2 separate regions of the Homo sapiens genome follow, and region 2 is linked to region 1. Evidence: chromatin loops called from intact Hi-C (ENCODE). Cell type or tissue: CD4-positive, alpha-beta T cell. All regions are shown on one strand. Links, peaks and the distances in the headings refer to the core of each region. The heading gives the core; the rest is flanking DNA.

Region 1 (10,302 bases), core at 1,516-9,515:
GAGAATTCTCGCGGGAGCAGGGTTACGTCCTCGTGGGATTCGTTGGCGGTGGCTGAGGTAGCTCGCGGGTGGGGGGTGGGGGGGCAGTGACTAGGGTCGGTCCGCCTGCTGTTAAGATGGCGGCGGAGGCTGATGTCTGTCCGGCCAGGACCCAGCACAGAGGTGTTGGCTATCTGCCTTTATGACGCCTCTGAGGTGCCCAGCGTTAAGGAGGTGACGATTGGCGAAACGCCGGGGTGCCGGTAAACTAGACCTGAGGCGAAGACCACCTCGTTTCTTGTCCGTTGAGGCGACACCATTTCCTGGGCCTCGGCCGCGTGTGGGCCCGCCTTTGCCCCACCGATCGGTCAACGCCTCCGTTGTCGCCGCCGCAGTGGGCGGATTGGGAAGGGTGGGAGGGGAGTCTGGAGTTCGCTGGGGAGTGGGGTTGGGGGTTAAATTGAACGGTGGGAAAGAGGAGCAACCAATGAAGAGTGGCCCCTTTCCCCTACCTTTTCTGCCGGCCAACCTCCGTTCTCAGCACCTCCGACGACCCGGATGAATACCCTGGTTTTTCTCGAGGTGGGGTCATCTTCGCCAACTCTCGCGGTTTTAGAGCTAAGGCTTAGGGTTCAAGCAGTAGTGTCACTGGTGTACTCCTCCTCCTCTCCCCACACCCCTCCTAATTCTGTCGTCCCATCTAATCTTCATCTACGTGGATAGTTGAGGCTGGTATTTAAGGGAGGGGGGAGTCAAAGCTTTTCCCTGTGACTCCTTCCCCAGTTCTAAATTCGAGTTTAGCCTAAGTCCTCTAGCCCGCTCTGTCTCCCCCTTCCATTGGTCCCCTTGGCGCAGGCGTTGAATAGAGCTTATCCTGTTGCCTGCATTTACTCCATCTTTGTGGATGGTGCCATAGTAGCCTTCCATTTCCTCAAGTCTTCATGTTTGTATGACTCTGATCCGGATTTCTTAGCTCTGCATGCTGCTAAACCACTATTAAGCGAAACTATGAACGGGTCGGTGTTTGGATATTGCAGTTTAAGTGGCCTTTTCGTTTACGGCCATTAGCCTTGCCTTCCTCATTCCTCCCCCTCAGAAGGCTGTAGAGGATAACTCTCCAGTAAACCCGCTTTCTGTCTTCCCTGCCTCTTCCATTTCCCCTGCAAGCCTGGGAACCGCCCCTTTTCCCTGCCTTGCTCTGAGTTTCTGGAGCCTCTTGGTCTGTGGACATCTATTTTTGCTGCTGAGCACCTCTTACCTGCTTCTCACTTCTTAATCTTTCTATCCCCCACTCCCCATACTCCTTTTCCAGGAGCTGAATCCCTTAGAAGGAAGATAACCCTCCTCTCAGGCTCCACTACATTTTACCCCTTCCATTTACTAGAAAACAGCATTGATTGTCCTGCCCCCCAGTCTGCCCTGTTCTTTATTTCCTCTTCCCCCCATGCCACCGTTACTATAGGCAGTTAATTCCCTATCATTTGTTTCTCCTTTGTAGATTACATGTTCAGCATTGTTTTCTTTTAGCCCCAGTGTTGCATAGATTGAGGAGATACCAACATTCCCCAGTCATAGGCGGCGGTCTGGTATGGTGAAATTAATAGTGTGTGTTTTGGGTGTGTTTTGGGTTCACATTGAACCTTGTGACCTTGGGCAAATTTTCAGATTCTCAGTTCATCTATATAATGGGAATAGTTGTGCTTACATTAGAGGATTGTTGCTAGAATTAGTTAAAATAAAATAAAATAAAATGTTTAGCTCATGGTAGGCACATAATAAATTAGGATTACTTTTTGGTGTAAGAATGCATTGGTAGATGTACCTGTGTCATATGCTAATTTTATGACCTGGGAAAGAGTAAGAGATTTTTGTTTCTTTAACTGTACATTCTTGGTGTATTTCTAGGCCAGATCTATAACGTTTATATTTTTTTTCCTCATAGGCCAAACTTTTTATCTCCAGTGGTTCATGATGTTTGAACGTGATTCCCACTCTTTGTTTCCTTCTAATGGTCTAGGAATTTCAGTGCGTAATCACTATCCTGGAATGACCACCAGCCATAATGTTCCTGTCAAGAACCACACCCAAGTGTTCTACCTTTTGGAAGGGGTGCCTCATGCCCTGCCTACTCATTTCTTCCACTCCTTCAAAGGCAGTCTGTCCTGTCATTCACTCTACAAAAGTAATTTGGTGTCATGCATTTCACAGTGGTAAAAGGAACTTCTGTTAGCTAGTTTTGAAGTATTCATGCTACTTTTCACCTCCCTCATTTGTTTGGTTCCTCAGATCAGTGTGGGGATCTGCTATTTGGCATCTTCTTACCTGAGCAAGATAATTCCTGTCCGAGAGAGAAAGATCATTTGGAATACCCAGCTTCTTTTCCATAGCAAATTACTGCTGGCTCTTTAATACACTACTTCCTGTTGTGTTATTGCCATTTTATATTTTCTAACGTACTTATTAAACAGATGTGACTATTTGACTTGGAGAAAGTTTTCCTTACTTTTTTTTTTTTTTTTTTAAGATGGAGTCTTGCTCTCGCCAGGCTGGAGTGCAGTGGCGCGATCTCGGCTCACTGCAACCTCCGCCTCCTGGGTTCAAGCGATTTACCTGCCTCAGCCTCCCGAGTAGCTGGGACTACAGGCGCGCGCCACCATGCCCAGCTAATTTTTGTATTTTTAGTAAAGACGGAGTTTCACCACGTTGGCCAGGATGGTCTCGATCTCCTGACCTCGTGATCCGCCCGCCTCGGCCTCCCAAAGTGCTGAGATTACAGGCTTCCTTACTGTTAATATATTGATTAGACCAATATTAAAGTGTAGCATTTTACAATTTTTTTTTTAACTAATTCTAGCAACAACCCTTTAATACAAGCACAACTATCCCCATTATTTTACTTCGGCTGGGTGATGGGAATTGAAGTAGAAACGTGGTGAAAAGTTTACTAGGATTTAAAATTTACAGGAGGTAACCATCCCACAATTAGCTGTATGTGGACTCTAGTTTCGAACTTCAGTTCGAAATAAACTGCTTTATTTAATTTGAAGTGCTTTGTAGGTAATAAAATTTTCTTCCATTTTCATTGGAGGGCAGGAAATCACTTTCTGTTTTGAGATTTTGCATTGGTGCATTTTACCGTGGGTTAAGCAGTGATCACAAATTTATTAAACCTCAATTTCAATTTGACCCTTATTGAGCAATAGAATAAATCTGGGAATGATAATCTAGGTGTGACCTAAAAGTTTAACTTATTCTAGGTAGATCTCTGAGAAGAGAGGAAGGAGTGACAATACCAAATAAAAACTTTGTCTAAGGTTCAATGGCAAAGTTCAACCTGAGTTGCCAGGATGTTTATCGTTTGTCTCCCAATATGGCCAAAAAGCATGTATGAAGGTGAAGAATAATTTTTATATGTACAGTTGTTGTTTTTTTTCACAGAAACAATGAAACAAATACGTCCTTAGTGTTTATATTGAGGGTATAAACTTGTCTAAAAAATAAACTGTCTTCTATAATTTCATTTGGGTTGAGAACTCAGTTTTCAGGAATGTTGTCTAAGCGTTAGAAGTATTAGAGTTGTTGGTTCTGAATTCCTCAGTTACTTCTCAAAGCAGGTCCTAAAAAATGCAAATAGATATGTAAGGACTATTGCTTTAGAAATAATAACTAGTTATGTTTGAACATAATAGAATGGTTAACCCTCCTCACACACCCTAATAAATGTGTTGTGTATCTCACTCCTCTCCCCCAACTTTTTTTTTGTAGGTCCTCCAGCAGCCTGACCTGAGTGGGTTAGTGATCCAGAGAAACCAGCAGGCCAACTTGGTCAGGAAGGTTCGGGAAGCTGTTGGAGCAGTGTGGGGAATTTCCCACCAGGATGAGTATGATTGGCTGTGATTTTAGGTTAGTTTTTGTAAATCTTGTGGGAAGTATTTGTATTTTACTTCCTGGAATGGAGATAGTAGGGGTGGATGTATTCCCATTCTGTAATGGAGCTACTTTGGTTTCTTCCATTCTCTGGATCTGATGTGGTACTGGTTGCTTCTTTTTTTAAAGTGGAGCTCATTACTGAATTAAAGGGAATTGTTTAAATGAATGATGTCTGTACATGATTTTTTAAATCACCCTAGGCATCGTTCAAAAAATAAAATTGCAAGTCATTATGTCTAACCAGTTCTTATTAAAGTTACGAAAAATTTCAAACATGCAAACATTGAATAGTATAATAATCCCCCCACTTACCCATCACCAGCTTTAATAGTATCAACTTGCACATTCTATTTCATCTATACTTCTGTTTGTTTGGTTTTTTTTAATTTTTTTAAATTGAGATGGGGTTTCATCGTGTTGCCTAGACTGGTCACAAACTCCTGGGCTCAAGCCATCCTCCCTTCTTGGCCTCCCAAAGTGTTGGGATTACAGGCGTGAGCCACCAGGCCCAGCCTGTTTCATCTATACTTCTAACCACTGCCCCCCTCAATGGATTATATTGGAATAAATCCCTGTCATATTTATTTGTAAAATACTTGTTTGTATTTCTAAAAGGCAAGGGCTCTTTAAATATAAGATCAAAACTATTATCACAACTGAAAAAATTAACAGATATTTAAAAATATCAAATATAAAATGTTCAGATTTCTGATTTTTTTTTAAGCTTTGTTTTTTTTCTTTTACAGTTTGTTTGAATCAGGATCCTGAGAAAGCACATTTATTGCAAAGCATTGATACAGCTGTTAAATCTATTTTAATCTGCAGGTTCTGTCTTTTGTTTTTTTTTTCTTCCAATTTATTTGTTGAAGAAATTGTCCTATATATAGTTTCCCGCCCCCCATATTTGGGGATTACAGCCCAGTAGTGGTGTCTAACCCATTCTTGCTCAATTAAAGACCCTGGAGGACCCATTATAATGGAACAATGGCTATAATCTCCTGTATCCTAGTTGGAGTTGATAGTGCTGTCATAGGCACTATCCTAAAATAACTAGTCATGGATTCCTTTTTCTGTGGCAAAGTCTGATTTGATACCTGACTTCAGTTCCATGTCTTGGCCTTGCTCATTGCTCCACATGAAAAGTAGGCCTCCTGGTGGAAGAAGCTAGTGTTTCCTAATGACCTGATTGTGCCTTTGGGGTTTTTCATGCATGGTTTCAATTTCCTTAGGTGATTTAGTTATTTTTATACTACTTTATAATGTTGCTTTTTATTCTTTTGATGTTAGTGTCTCAGCTGTTCTGACCCATAACTTCTAAGCTATTAAGACCTAATAATGAGTTCCTGGCTGTCATACAGTTCTTGAAATGGCAATACTAAAACAGTTTTTGAGAGCTTCTACTTACATGTTGATTTTCAGCTATTATACACAACCTTAGTTTTCCTACTGTGATTTTTCATTTCATTTCATCTGAAATTTATGTTTCCTTAGCATAAAGTCCTTTAAGGACTTTTAGGCTGCTTTATGATGATCTCACTATCTATAAGGTTGATATTCATAAGTACTTGGGCTTTTGGTGTTTTGCTGTATTATTCGTTGTTTCCTCAACGACTGGTTACTAGATGTTTATATATGTTAATGTCAGGAATAACTCAACTTTTAAGTCGTTTGATGTTTCATAGGTGGTGTTGTTAAAACTTGATGTACTTGTTGACCAGCTTGGTCTTCTGGATATAGAAATCCTTTCAGGTAGTGAAGAAGTGGCTCTATGAGTAAAACAACTGTAGGTTTTGTTTGGGCTGTTAACCTGAGCATTTTCAACTTTTAAGTTCTCTTTAAAAGTTTTTAGTCATTTGGCTTTAAAAATTACAGTTGGTGGCATAGAATGATCCCATAATGTGATTTTACAGAAAGTTGGAATGTTTTAATTTATTATGAATGTACCATTACGTGGAGATTGGGATTGTAGATCTGATTCAGTCTGGATTGCTGATTGAACTAGATGAATGTTAAAATTCTTCAACTCTGAGATTCTGATGGTATAATCTTAGGTATTGAAAGACAGCAGTTTTTCCTTTCAGTAGTCATTAAGTAAATGGTGACTAAAAGTAGGGAGATGAATTATTCTGGAATGACCTTTCACTATAACCATTTAGATTTAAAAGATTGATGAGTCTGAGGATACTGTCATGAATTTATGTACCACCTTTAGCACAATCCAGGTTTTAGGTCCTTGTGATTAGATATCAGAGATAATTGCCCCAGAAGTGCGTGGGTATATTACATTTGGTGGCTGTTAATGTTTTGGAATGATTTTGGAAGATTACTTTGGGTACATTATTTGCTATGATTATTTTCTTATATTCCTGTCTATTTTATAGTGAGGCATGTTTCTCCTGGTCTTTGCTTTTTTTTTTTTTTTTTTTAAACTTCCAATATTCTTTATTACGGCATTCTGACAATTGAGTTCTTACAGGTGGAAAGACCTTTCAGCACAGCGATTAAGAACATGGACTCTGGAGCTAGATTCACAGAGTTCAAGTTCTGACTCCCATTTCTTACCAGGTGTGTCATGTTGTGCAAATTACTTAACTGCTTTGTGCCACACGGTCCTTCATCTGTAAAATGATGATAATACTGCCTGCCTTATAGAGTTCTGAAGAAATTTAGCTGAGTTAATGCATATAAAGTGCTTAGAACAATGGTTCTGAAACTTTAGGGAACATCAGAATCACCTAGAGGACTTCCTAAAAGATTGGCTGGTCCCCACTCCCAGAGTTTCTGATTCTGTAGATCTAGGAGGGGCCCCAGATTTTGCATTTCTGATAAGTTCCCAGGTGATACTTCTCTATTTCCTGCAAATTGGCAGCTGGATCCAGAGACTTGATAAATTTCAGGTTCGTTCCCTTTGGCAAATATATTGCGGGGGGGTGGGGTGGGGGGGTGTTCATTCACAACATTGATTATGTTACGATGACTTGAATTTTTTGGATCCATTAATTTGTTGGGGGGCTACAAAATGGTGACGTTCTGATGCTATCATTTTGTTTTCATCTGTTAGCTGGAATAATTTTGTTTCCCCTCATCTTTTATTTGGTTACTCAGCAATATAGTTTATATAGGAAGAGCAGGATAAATACTCAATTTTTTAAAACATTGCTTTCAAGATGATGAATTGGTCCCCTGTCATCTTCAAAAGGTTACACATATAAGTGTATATATAACTATGCATCCATAGATGTAAACATTTGATGGGTTTCAATACATTGCAGTTCTGATCCTTAGCGAAGTTCAAATTGCCCTTCTTGTGGCTAGTGGAACTCTCTTAAAGTTGGCTCCTGATTCTTACTGACATGCTCTCTAGTAGTCTTTGATAGCTTCCTTGCTATCTGGTATGTCAAGATGTTTCCAGGCGCATTCTTGTGCATTTCTGCCCCAGACCTGGAATTAGCTAATGGGATTAAGATAAAAGGTGAAGTCAAAAGAAATTCTGTTTTTGCCAAGGGTAGCTTGGAACTTTCTATCAAGTTCCACTTTTCTCTTTCCACTTAACCTCCCTAGCCTGCCTCTTCATTCTTCTCTACCTTTTTATTAGAGTTAAGGTGGAAAGGTTTGAGAAGCCTTGATAATCATAGGAAGATCATGGAGCCCAGGCAGTTCCGGATTTGGGGCCTGGCCACTTACTAGGTCTGTCAGTTTGGGCAAGTTAACCTATATCAGTTATGATGTGGGGGGAAATACCTTATTCATATGGTTATTGGAATTAAAGAGAAAATGTAAGGTGTTAGTACATGGTAGGTGATCAGTAGATGGTAATTTATTTAATGTACTATTTTACTTAACTCCTTCAACAGCTCAGAGGTGGGCAGTCAGGGTGGTGAAAATAATGGCCATTTAACAAAATGTGTCTGGACCCTTTAGGTCTGTGTGGGATCATCAGTGGTGAGGCAGGATAGGGTTTGTTCTTGAGTTATTTTGGGTCTGAGACTTTGGCCAGTGATAACTGAATGTTCCATAGAGTAGTTTTTCACTTTGGAACTCCTTAGGAGTCACATTTATACCCTCTGAAGGGTCTTAGCTAGTTCTGTAATGTGTATTACATTGGTTACCTTGATCTCTCTCCGTCTATACTGGCCCCTCCTATTCAAGGTGTTCAAGGTTCTGTTGTAACCTTAGTAACCTATAATAAGTATTCCTAATAGTCATCAGTATCACCACTGTTAACACATTTGGGCAGCACCATGCATGGCAGGTCAGCAAACAGGTAAATCTTATTTTTTTAAACATTACACATAATATCTAAAGTATAGTTTGTGGCATGTAATAAGTGCTGCTGAATAAATGGAAGTCATTGTTCAGTTTTTAGCTTAATATATCTTTTTTTTTCTTTTAACATAACATTTACTGAATGTTGCTAAGTATAAGGAGTAAGGGACATAAAATGAATGAGACTTGGTCTCTGCCCTTGAGAAACTCACAGTCGAGTTAAGGACTGTGAAATCATGTTTAAAGTTCCTTAGCCTTTTCCTTTGTGTCATCATTTCTTCCCCTGCACTGTCTATGCATGATATAGCCTGTCCATTGTTTCTCACAGCTTTCCTAATTCTGTGTGCCTCCCCAGCCTTTGAGACTGCTGATATGTGAGAAAGCCAACAATTGTCTTCTATTAATACAGGGTAATATCAAGAAAAACCTTTGGGCCAATATTGGATTTCAGAGTGGCATGTGCAGTTGACATTACAATACCAGTTTATGGTCTTTAGATGGGCCTGTACACCTGGGCTCCAGCCTCTTTCCTGTGCCTTTAAACTGCCTTACTTCCATCTTTCCTCCCCTATACCCTACCCTTAATGTACTTGGTACATAAAAATAGAGGCTCCCATACCCAGGTAGTGATCAAGTACAATGTAAAGAAACAGCTGTACTTCATATAAACTAGGATTCGAGTGGGCCTAGGGTATATCACTAAATTTCCATTCTTATCTATAAAACAGTAATCGGAAAGCCTATTTCATAGGTTGCTGTGAGCATTAAAGCGAGATGATGTATTTTTAAATGCTTGTAAAGTACGAAGATAAGGTCATTATAATTTATATAAAATACTTAGTAGCTATGTTACTTGGGGCAAATTACCTCATCACTGAGCCAGTTTCCTCATCCTTTAAATGAAGATGGTGATATTCATTTAACAAATATTTATTGAGGACGTAGTCATTGCAGCTACATCCTGGGAATACAAAGATAAGTGACTGGAGAATGTAGGACAGTGTGGTCTAGGGGAAGGAGACTTGCAAATCACACAAAAGGGTCAGTATGGTAATATGAGGAATGAACAAAATGTGCTATAGCAGTTTACAAGAAGGCATCAGAGAATGTCACAGAGTTTTGTTAGGGTTAAGCAAGATAAATGAAAAGTACTTCATGAATTCAAAAATGCTATACAAATAAGTTAGTTAAACGTACCCCAAATGAATCAATAGTCTCAAACCATTATTGTTTCATTTCTTCACAAGACTTACTCTTTAGATGCATTTATTTCTTTGAGCTAGATTTTATGACCTCCTTAAGGGTAACCTGTAGTAGAGTATCCTGAAAGTTAATGCTTTTGTCTAAAAGGATTTTTTTCATCCATTTTATCATTTTCTAGTTTTTAATCACTGAATTCAGGAAAAACTAGAAAATGTGTGCATATTTGGGGAGAGGATATACATAATTCCACCACAATGTTTAGTCACTGTTAACATTTTGGTGTATTCACATCTTAATGATAAGGGTAGTGTTTAAGGAATAAGAAAAGAAATCTAGTAGGAAATTTTAAGGATAGGCATTTCCCAGAATAGGAAACTAAAAACGTCCACTAACAAGAAATGGTACTCAAACTAATAATCAGAAATGCAAATTTAAATAAGGTCATTTTTAGTCATTAGATTGATAAAAAATAATTTGATAATATCAAGTCATCGTAAAAGGTATAAGGAAGAGTCTGGCCTTATAATACTGCCTACAAGTGGCGTAAATTGATACAGCTATTTTGGAGGCAATTTTGGCAAGTTGCAAGAGAGTACATACTATGTGATGCTATTTATGTTTTAAAAAAAACCATGGCAAACTGACAACTTTATTTGGGAGGAGGGATCGTGGGGAACTTTACCTTTTTCTGTAATATGTGCATTTCTACTTCTGAAAAATATACTGAGAAGTACAGAGAATAATACAACAATCCCTGTCCCTACCCCCACTCCAGAATTGATCATTTTTAACATTTATTTTTGCCTTACATTTTTTTGTGGAGTTGGAAGTAACACAAGTTGAGTGTCCCTAATCCAAAATTCAAAATGCCCCAAAATGAGTTTCAACACGATGCCACAAGTGGAAAATTCTACGCCTAAGTAC
Region 2 (10,302 bases), core at 1,462-9,461, 150 kb before region 1:
GAATGGATAGCAAAACATGACTCAACTATATGTTACCTATAAGAGACTCATCTGACCTATAAAGACACATATAGACTGAAAATAAGGGATGGAAAAAGATATTCCATGTAAGCAGAAACCAAAAGCAAGCAGAGTAGCTATACTTACATCAGATAAAACAGACATTAGGCCAAAAACAGTAAACAGGCACAAAGAAGGTCATTATATAATGATAAAGGGATCAATTCTGCAAGACGATGTAATAATTCTAAACATATATGCACCTAATGCTGGAACAGATATATAAAGAAAATATTAGATCTAAAGGGAGAGATAGATTCCAATACAATAATAGGACTTCAACCCCGCTGTGTCAACATTACACAGATCTATTCAGAAAATCAACAATGAAACATTGAACTTAATTGGCACTATAGACCAAATGGACCGAACAGATATTTACAGAGCATATCATCCAACAGCTACAAAATACACATTCTTCTCAGCACATGAAGTATTCTCCAGGATAGACCATATTGTAGGCCACAAAACAAGTCTCAATAATTTTTAAAAATTTGAAATTATATCAGGTATCTTCTCAGACCTCAATGGAATAAAACTAGAAATCAATAACAAGAGCAAATTTGGCAACTGTATAAATACATGGAAATTAAACAACATGCTCCTGAATAATATTTGAGAAATTAAGGAGGCAATCAAAAATTTATTAAAATAAATGAAAATTGGGATACACCATTTACCCTGATGTGAATATTACATACTAGATGCCTGCATCAAAATATCTTATGTGCCCCCAAAATATATACCTACCACATACCCACAGAAACTAAAAATTAAGAAAAAAGCAAGTGAGAATTAAAACTCAACATATCAAAACCTATGGGGTATGGCAAAAGCAGCACTAAGAGGGAAGTTTATAACAATAAGCACCTTCATTAGAAAAGCAAAAAGATTTTAAATAAACAATCTAATGATGCACTTCAAAGAAATAGAAAAGCAGGAAAGAACCAAATCCAAAATTAGAAGAAAAGAAATAATAAAGAGCATAGCAAAACTTAAAAAATTAGACACACATTGCCGGGCGCGGTGGCTCACGCCTGTAATCCCAGCACTTTGGGAGGCCGAGGTGGGCAGATCACGAGGTCAGGAGATCGAGACCATCCTGGCTAACACGGTGAAACCCCGTCTCTACTAAAAATACAAAAAATTAGCCGGGCGCGGTGGCGGGCGCCTGTAGTCCCAGCTACTTGGGGGGCTGAGGCAGGAGAATGGCGTGAACCCGGGAGGCGGAGCTTGCAGTGAGCCGAGATCGCGCCACTGCACTCCGGCCTGGGTGAAAGAGCGAGACTCCGTCTCAAAAAAAAAAAAAAAAAAAAAAAAAAATTAGACACACACACACACACACTACAAAGGATCAACAAAACAAAGAGTTGGTTTTTGGAAAAGATAAACAAAATCGTTAAATTGTAGCTAGACTAACCAAGATAAAAAGACAGAAGATACAGGCCGGGCGCAGTGGCTGACGCCTGTAATCCCAGCAATTTGGGAGGCCGAGGTGGGTGGATTACCTGAGGTGAGGAGTTCAAGACCAGCCTGGCCAACATGATGAAACCCCGTCTCTACTAAAAATACAAAAATTAGATAGGCATGGTGGTGCACACCTATAATCTCAGCTACTCGGAAGGCTGAGGCAGGAGAATCACTTGAACCCGGGAGGTGGAGGTTGCAGTGAGCTGAGATCGCATCACTGCACTCCAGTTTGGGCGACAGAGCAAGATTCCGTCTCAAAAAAAAAAAAGATACAATTAAAATCGAAAATAAAAAGAAGACACCTTCACTTATAACACAAAAATATAACAGAGCATCAGAGACTATTATAAAGTGATACACTAACAAACTGGAAAACCTAGAGGAAATGGATAAATTCCTGGAGAAATAAAACCTGCCAAAATTGGACCAGGCACGGTGGCTCATGCCTGTAATCCCAGCAGTTTGGGAGGCTGAGGCGGGTGGATCACCTGAGTTCAGGTGTTCGAGACCAGCCTGGCCAACATGGTGAAACCACCCCCCCGTACTAAAAATACAAAAAAATTAGACGGGCATGGTGGCGGGTGCCTGTAATCCCAGCTACTCGGGAGGCTGAGGCAGGAGAATCGCTTGAACCCGAGAGGCGGGGGTTGCAGTGAGCCGAGAACACGCCATTGCACTCCAGCATGGGCGACAAGAGTGAAACTCCATCTCAAAAAAAAAAAAAAAAGAAAAAAGAAAAAGAAAAAAATCAATAAACCTACTAAGATTGAATCAGAAAGAAATAGGAAACTGAAACAAACCAATAACAAGTAATGAGATTAAGCTAGTAATAAAAAAAAGTCTCCGCAAAACAACAACAAAAAAGACTAGACCAGATGTCTTCACTGCCAAATTTTACCTAATATACAGAGAAGAACTAACACCAAAGCTCCTCAAACTATTCCAAAAGACGGAAGACAAGAGGATTTTCCGTCTCATTCTACAAGGCCAGCATTACCCTGTTACCAAAACCAGACAAGGATGCAACAACAACAAATAAAAAACTAGAGGCCAATATCCCTGATGAACATAGAAGCAAAAATGCTCAAGAAAATACTATCAAACTGAATCCAACAGAACATTAAAAATATAGTGCACCATGATCAATTGAGATTTATCCCAGGGATGCAAGGGTGATTTAACAGATGCATATCACATCAACAGAATGAAGCACCAAAACTATAAGATCATCTCAATAGAAAAAGCATTTGATACAATTCGTTGTTATTTCATGATAAATAACTCTCAAGAAACTAGGCATAGAAGGAACATATCTCAACATAATAAAGGCCATGTATGACAAACCAACAGATAACATCACACTGAATGGAGAAAAGCTGAAATCCTTTTCTCTAAGAAATGGAACAAGACAAGGATGCCCACTTTCACCACTCCACCACTTCACATAGTACTGGAAGTCCTAGCCAGCATAATAACAGAAGGGAAAGAAGTAAAAAGCATCCAAATTGGAAAAGAGGAGGTCAAATCGTCCTTCTTTGCATGTGACATAATCTTATACATAGAAAAACCTAAGGAAAGTCACAGACACAAAATTAACTAACAAAAATCAGTAGCATTTCCATACACCAATGAAACCAGCTGAGGAAGAAATCAAGAAGGCAATCCCATTTAAAATAGGTACAAAAATACCTAGGAATAAGTTTATCCAAGGAGGTGAAAGATCTCCACAAGGAAAACTGCAAAACAGTGATAAAAGAAATAGAAGAGGACACAAATAAATGGAAAGGTATCCCATGCTCTTGGATCGGAAGAATTAATATCATTAAAATGACCATACTATCCAAAGCAATCTACAGATTTAATGCAATCTTTATCAAAATACTAAAGTCATTTTTTTCATAGAAATAGAAAAAACATTTCTAAAACTTGTATGGAATCACAAAAGACCCCAAATAGCCAAGGAAATCCCAACAAAAAAGAACAAAGCTGAAGGCATTACGCTACTTGACCTCAACATATATTACGAGGCTATATTACCCCAAACAGCATGGTATTGGCATAAAAACAGACACACAGACTAATGGAGCAGAATCGAGACACAGAAATAAATCCACATATTTACAGCCAACTGATTTTCAACAAAGGTGCCAAGAACATACGTTGGGGAAAGAACACTTTTCTCTTCAATAAAGATGCTGGGGAAATTGCATATCCATATGCAGAAAGATGAAACTGCACCCCTATCTTTCACCATATTAAAAAATTAACTTAAGACGGATTAAATACTTAAACATAAGACCTGAATCTCTATAACCACTAGAAGCAACCATAGGAGGAAAACTTCAGGACATTGGTCTAGACAAAGATGTTATGGCCAGGACCTCAAAAGCCTGGGAAACAAAAACAAAAATAGACAAACGGGACTATATTAAACTAAAAAGCTTCTGCAGGCCAGGTGCGGTGGCTCACGCCTGTAATCCCAGCACTTTGGGAGGCCGAGGCGGGGGCTCACGAGGTCATGAGTTTAAGACCAGCCTGGCCAATATGGTGAAACCCCGTCTCTACTAAAAATGCAAAAATTAGCCTGGCATGGTGGCACGCACCTGTAGTCCCAGCTACTCAGGAGGCTGTAGCAGAATAGCTTGAATCCAGGAGGCGGAGGTTGCAGTGAGCCAAGATTGCACCACTGCACTCCAGCCTGGGTGACAGAGTGAGACTGTTTCAAAAAAAAAAAAAAAAAAAAAGCTTCTACATAGCAAAGGAAACAATCAACAGAGTGAAGAGACAAACTGTTAAATGGCAGAAAATATTTGCAAATTATTTATCTGACAAGGACTAATATCAAGAATATACAAGAAACACAAACCATTTAAAAATAACAAAAAATAATCCCATTAAAAAGTGGGCAAAAGACATGCATAGGCATTTTTTAAAAGAAGACATACAAATGGCCAATAATTATATGTAAAAAATGCTCAACATTGCTAATTTTATATGTAAAAAATGCTTAACATCGCTAATCATCAGGGAAATGCAAATTAATCTTACCCCAGTTAGAATGGCAAAAAACAACAAATGGTAGCAAAGATGTGAAGAACAGGAAATTTTTTTTTTTTTTGAGACGGAGTCTCACTCTGTTGCCCAGGCTGGAGTGCAGTGGCACAATCTCAGCTCACTGCAACCTCCGCCTCCCGGGTTCAAGCAATTCTCCTGCCTCAGCCTCCCTCCCAAGTAGCTGGGATTATAGGTGCCCGCCACTATACCTGGCTAATTTTTTTGTATTTTTAGTAGAGACAGGGTTTCACCATGTTGGCCAGGCTGGTCTTGAACTCTTGACCTCAGGTGATCCACCCGCCTCGGCCTCCCAAAGTGCTGGGATTACAGGCGTGAGCCATGGTGCCTGGCTTGGAAATTTTTATACATTGTTGGTGGAAATGTAAATTAATACAGCCACTATGAAAAACAGTATGGAGATCTCTCAAAAAACTAAAAATAGAACTAAGATATGATCTAGCAATCCCACTACTGGGTATTTATCCAAAGGAAATTAAATTAGCATATTAAAGAATACCTGCACCCCCCCATGTTTATTGCAGGACTGCTTACAATAGCAAAGATATAGACTCAAGGTAAGTGTCCATCAACAGATGAATGGATAAAGAAAATGTGGTATGTATACACAGTATAATATTATTTGGCCATAAAAAATGAAATCATGTCATTTATAGCAACATGGATGGTATTGGAGGTCATTATGCTTAGTGAAATAAACCAACCACCAAAATACAAATATCACATGTTCTCACCCATATGTGGGAGCTAAAAAAGTTGATCTGGAGGTAGAAAGTAAAATGATATATATTAGAGGTTGAGAAGGATATGTGTTAGGGAGATGAACCGAGAGGTTGGTTAATGGGTACAAACATACAGTTATACAGAAGGAATAAGTTCCAATGTTCAATAACAGAGTAGGATAACTACAGTTAACAACAATGTATTGTATATTTCAAAATAGCTAGAAGAGAGGACTTGTAATGTCCCCAACACATAGAAATGATAAATACTTGAGGTGATGCATACCCTAAATACTCCAACTTGATCATTACACATACATGCAGGTAACAAAATATCACATGTACCTCATAAATATGTACAAATATTATGTATCAATAAAAATTTGGAAATTAAACAACACACTCCAAATAATCCATGGGTAAAGAAATAAATCATAAGGGAAATTAGAAAACTGTTTTGAACAAAATGAAAATGAAACACACAACAAATTAAATTTTATGGGATTTAGTAAAAATAGTGCTTAGATGGAAATATATGCTTGTAAGTGTTTCTATTAGATAAGTAAGATCTAGGAGTGATGTCAGCAAAGTGGCAGAATAGGAAGTCCTAGCCCTGATCCCACCACAGAAACACCAATTTAACAATACAGAGACCAAAATACCTTTATTAGTAATTCAGAATCCAGTTAAGAAATTGTCGTTCTTCAAAAAAGCACAAAATCAGTAACAGCCACATTGAAACAAGTAAGAAAAGGAATTTCACTTTACCTGCGTAAGCCACCCCCTTACACTGGGCCAGCTCAGTGCTGAGAGAGATGGTCTCAGCCCACGACTTCTTCTTCAGGAGGAAGATGTAGTGGAACATGCATTCAACATCCTTAGTATTTTGAGGCACTACCTGAGGGACCTGTTTCTGTCCTATCTCAACCAATCTCCAGTATGAGATTTCTGAGGGAACTGGCATAGTTTGAACACCTGGGGGCAGCCAAGAGAAAAGATAAAAGGTGGACAGCATACCGCAGCCAGTACAGTTCTGTAGGATCAGGAGAAGGAACGGGACCCCGAGACTTCTTCCTCAGGAGGGAGGGAGAGGAGTGGAGCATGCATCCAATGTTACAGCCTTTCAGTGTACTGCCCTAGGAAAAAGAAGGTAGCTTACTGTTGCCAACAGGACTCTATGAGATTGGGAGAATGTGTATAACTGTGAGCATGCACATCCACAGTAAAGGTTTGAGAGGCTCTCAAGGGATTAGTAACCAGAATATATAAGGAACTCAAATAACGACAGCAAAAAACCCAATAATAATACAATTAAAATATGGGCAAATGATCTGAATTGACATTTCTCAAAAGAAGACATGCAAATGGCCAAAAGGTATATGAAAAAATGCCCAACGTCACTAATCAGAGAAATGCAGATCAAAACCACAATGAAACTTCATCTCACCCCAGTTAAAATGGCTATTATCAAAAAGACAAATTAGAATATGTGGAAAGCAAAAAAAAAAAGAAAACAAAAACAAAAAGACAAAAAATAACAAATGTGGATAAGGATGTGGAGAAAAGGGAACTCTTATACATTGTTGTTGGGAATGTAAAGTAGTGCAGCCATTATGGAAAAAAAGTGTGGAAGTTTCTCAAAAAACTAAAAATAGAACTACCATATAATCCGTAAATCCCACTGCTGGGTATTTATCCAAAAGAAAGTAAATCAATATATCAAAGAGATCTCTGCAACCTCACGTTTATTGCAGCACTGTTCACAATAGCCAAAATTTGTAATCACCCTAAATGTCCATCAGCAGATGAGTGGATAAAGAAAATGTGGTACATATACACAGTGGAATACTATTCAACTATGAAAATGAATGAAATTCTGTCATTCATGGCAACCTGGATGAACCTGGAGGATAGGATATAATGTTAAGTGAAATAAGTCAGGTACAGAAAGATAAATGCCAGAAATTCTCACTCATATGTGGGAGCTAAAAAAATTCAGCTTATAAAAGTAGAAGGTAGAATCATGGTCATTAAAAGCTGGAAAGGGGAGGGAGGAAGGTAGGGTAGGGAAAAGCTAGTTAACAGAAACAAAATTATAGCTAGATGGGAGGAATAAGTTCTAGTGTTCTATAGCACTATAGGGTGAATATAGTTTGCAATAATTTATTGTATATGTTTAAAAGCTAGAAAAGAGAATTTTTAATGTTCCCAACACAAAGAAATGATAAACGATTGAGGTGATGGCTATCCTAATGAACCTGGTTTAATCATTACACGTTGTATTCATGTATCAAAGTACTACACTGTGCCACATAAATATGTATAATTATTATGTGTCAACTAAAAGTAAAATGAAAAAAATAAACACATGACTTAAGGCCGCCCCCTAAAAAAAGTAAAACTAAAAATAGAATTACTATATGATACACCAATCCCACTACTGGGTATATGCCCAAAGGAATTGAAATCAGTATGTCAAAAAGATGTCTGCACTCTAATGTTCATTGCAGCATTATTCACAATAGCCAAGATATGGAAAAAACCTAAGTGACCATAAAAGGATGAATAAATTTTAACGATGTCATATATATATATATATACACACACACACAATTGAATACTACTCACCCTTAAAAGAACAGGAGATTCTATTTGTAACAACGTGAATGAATGAATAAACCTAGAGAACATTACGTTAAGTGAAATAAGCCAGGCACAGAGAGACAGAAACCATATGATCTCACTTTTATCTGGACTCTAAAAGAGTTTAACTCCTAGAAGTAGAGAGTAGAATGGTGGTTACCAGATGCTGGGGGGAAAGGGGTGGGAATGGACAGGCAAAGGGGAGATGTTGGTCAATGGTTACAATGTTACAGTTAGACTAATAAGTTCTGGCGTACCATTGCACAGCATGGGGACTACAGTTAATACTAATGTATATTTTAGAATAGCTAAAAGAGAAGATTTTAAAATGTTCTTTCAGCCAAGCATGGTGGCTCAGGCCTGTAATCCCAGTGCTTTGAGAAGCTGAGGTGGGAGGATCACTTGAGTTGAGGACTTTGAGACCAGCCTGGGCAACATAGTAAGACCCTGTCTCTATCAATCAATCAATCAATCTTCTTCCCACAAAGAAATAATAAATATTTGATGTGATGTATATACTAATTAGCCTGATTTGATTATTCCACATGTATACAAGTATCAAAACATTACATTGTACCCCATAAGTACATACAATTATTATTGGAAATTAAAAATAAAACTTTTTTAAAAAGCCATACAAAAGCACAGTTGCAAATGATACGGTGTAACCATGAAGTGCTGGCAGAAAGACCATCTCAGTGTGCAATAATCTGAAATATGATCAGTGTTTTTAAAGCTTAAAAACATAATAGCTACAATAATTTGTTAAGGGATATACAATATAAAAGACGTAAATTGTATCATTGTACACATAAAATGTGTGCAGGGTGGAGTTAAAGTTTACAATTGTTTAATGTGATCAAAGTTAAGTTGTCATCAGCTCAAACTAGCTTGTTCCATCTGTAAGATGTTTTATGTAAGCCTCATGGTAACCACAAAACAGAAACCTATAGTAGATATACAATGATAAAAAGTAAGTAATCAAAGTATACTACTAGAGAAAATAATCTAATCATAAAGGAAGACAGCAAGAGAAAGAAAAGAACAAAGGCTCTATAAAATAACCAGAAAGGCCAGGCACGGTGGCTCATGCCTGTAATCCCAGCATTTTGGGAGGCCAAGGCAGGCGGATCACCTGAGGTCAGGAGTTTGAGACCAGCCTGGCCAACATGGCAAAATCCATTCTCTACTAAAAATACAAAAGTTAGCCAGGCGTGGTGGTGGGTGCCTGCAATCCCAGCTACTAGGGAGGCTGAGGCAGGAGAATCGCTTGAACCTGGGAGGCGGAGGTTGCAGTGAGCTGATATAGTGCCATTGCACTCCAGCCTGAGCAACAAGAGCAAAATTCTGTCTCAGAAAAAAACAAAAACAAAAACAAAAAACAGAAAAACAACAAAATAGCAGTAGAAGTTCTTATCTATCAATAATTATCTTGATTAAATTCTCCAATCAAAAGGCATAGAGTGACTGAATGAATAAAAAACAAGACCCAACTATGTGTTCCCTAGAAGAGACTCACTTAACTTTTAAGGTCACACATGGATTGAAAGTGAAAGGATGGGAAAAGACATTCTATGCAAATGAAAACCAAAAGAGAACAGGGGTAGTGATACTTATTTAAGAAAAAATAAACTTTAGGTCAAAAACTAAAACAAGACTGATATTGTTTGGATCTGTGTCCCCACCAAATCTCATGTTGAATTGTAATCCCTAATGTTGGAGGTGCGGCCTAATGGGAGGTTTTTGGATCATGGCAGAGGATTTCTCATGAATGGTTTTGCACCATCCCCCTTGATACTGTCCTTGTGATAGTGAGTGGGTTCTTGTGAGATCTGGTTGTTTAAAAGTGTGTGGCAACTCTGGCCCTCTCTCTCTTGCTCTTGCTCTTGCTCTGGTGACATGACTGCTCTGCCTTAGCCTTCTGCCATGATTGTAAGTTTCCTGAGGTCTCCCCAGAAGCCAAGCAGATGCCAGCAGCATGCATCCTGTACAGCCTGCAGAACTGTGAGCCAATTAAACTTCTTTTCTTTATAGATTACCCAGTCTCAGGTATTTCTGTATAGCAATATGAGAATGGACTAATACAGAGACTAAGAGGGTCGTTATATAATGATAAAGGAAACAATTTATCAAGAAGATATAACAATTTTAAATATATATGCATACAACATTGGAGCACCTACATATATAAAGCTAATGTTAATAGATCCAAAGACAGAGATAGACTATAATATAATAATATTAGGAAACTTCAATATCCTACTTTCAACAATGGACAGATCATCAAGTCAGGAAATTAATAAGGGAATGTTAGACTTGAAATACGCTTTAGACC

What was found. Peaks named below come from ENCODE experiments on the same cell type or tissue, not always from the same donor. Only the 100,000 strongest peaks of a DNase experiment are listed, where the experiment ranks them.
Region 2: a loop joins it to region 1, with 9 times the contacts of the local background. A loop is called at or near these places in 25 of 110 quality-filtered maps.

Annotation. Positions count from the first base shown.
Region 1 is chrX:53,673,629-53,683,930 of GRCh38, reverse strand. It overlaps HUWE1 (HECT, UBA and WWE domain containing E3 ubiquitin protein ligase 1), which reads left to right. Exons shown (of 84, transcript NM_031407.7): 3 at 3,745-3,882. Among named protein-coding and RNA genes, the nearest start is that of HUWE1, 7.9 kb to the left of the region's middle. In CD4-positive, alpha-beta T cell, for the core only: no CTCF peak of the experiment used is centred there; a DNase peak (open chromatin) is centred at 5,060; H3K27ac peaks cover 88 bases.
Region 2 is chrX:53,828,089-53,838,390 of GRCh38, reverse strand. No RefSeq gene overlaps it. Among named protein-coding and RNA genes, the nearest start is that of HUWE1, 150 kb to the right of the region's middle. In CD4-positive, alpha-beta T cell, for the core only: CTCF peaks have their summits at 6,124 and 6,331 (motif pointing right); a DNase peak (open chromatin) is centred at 6,300.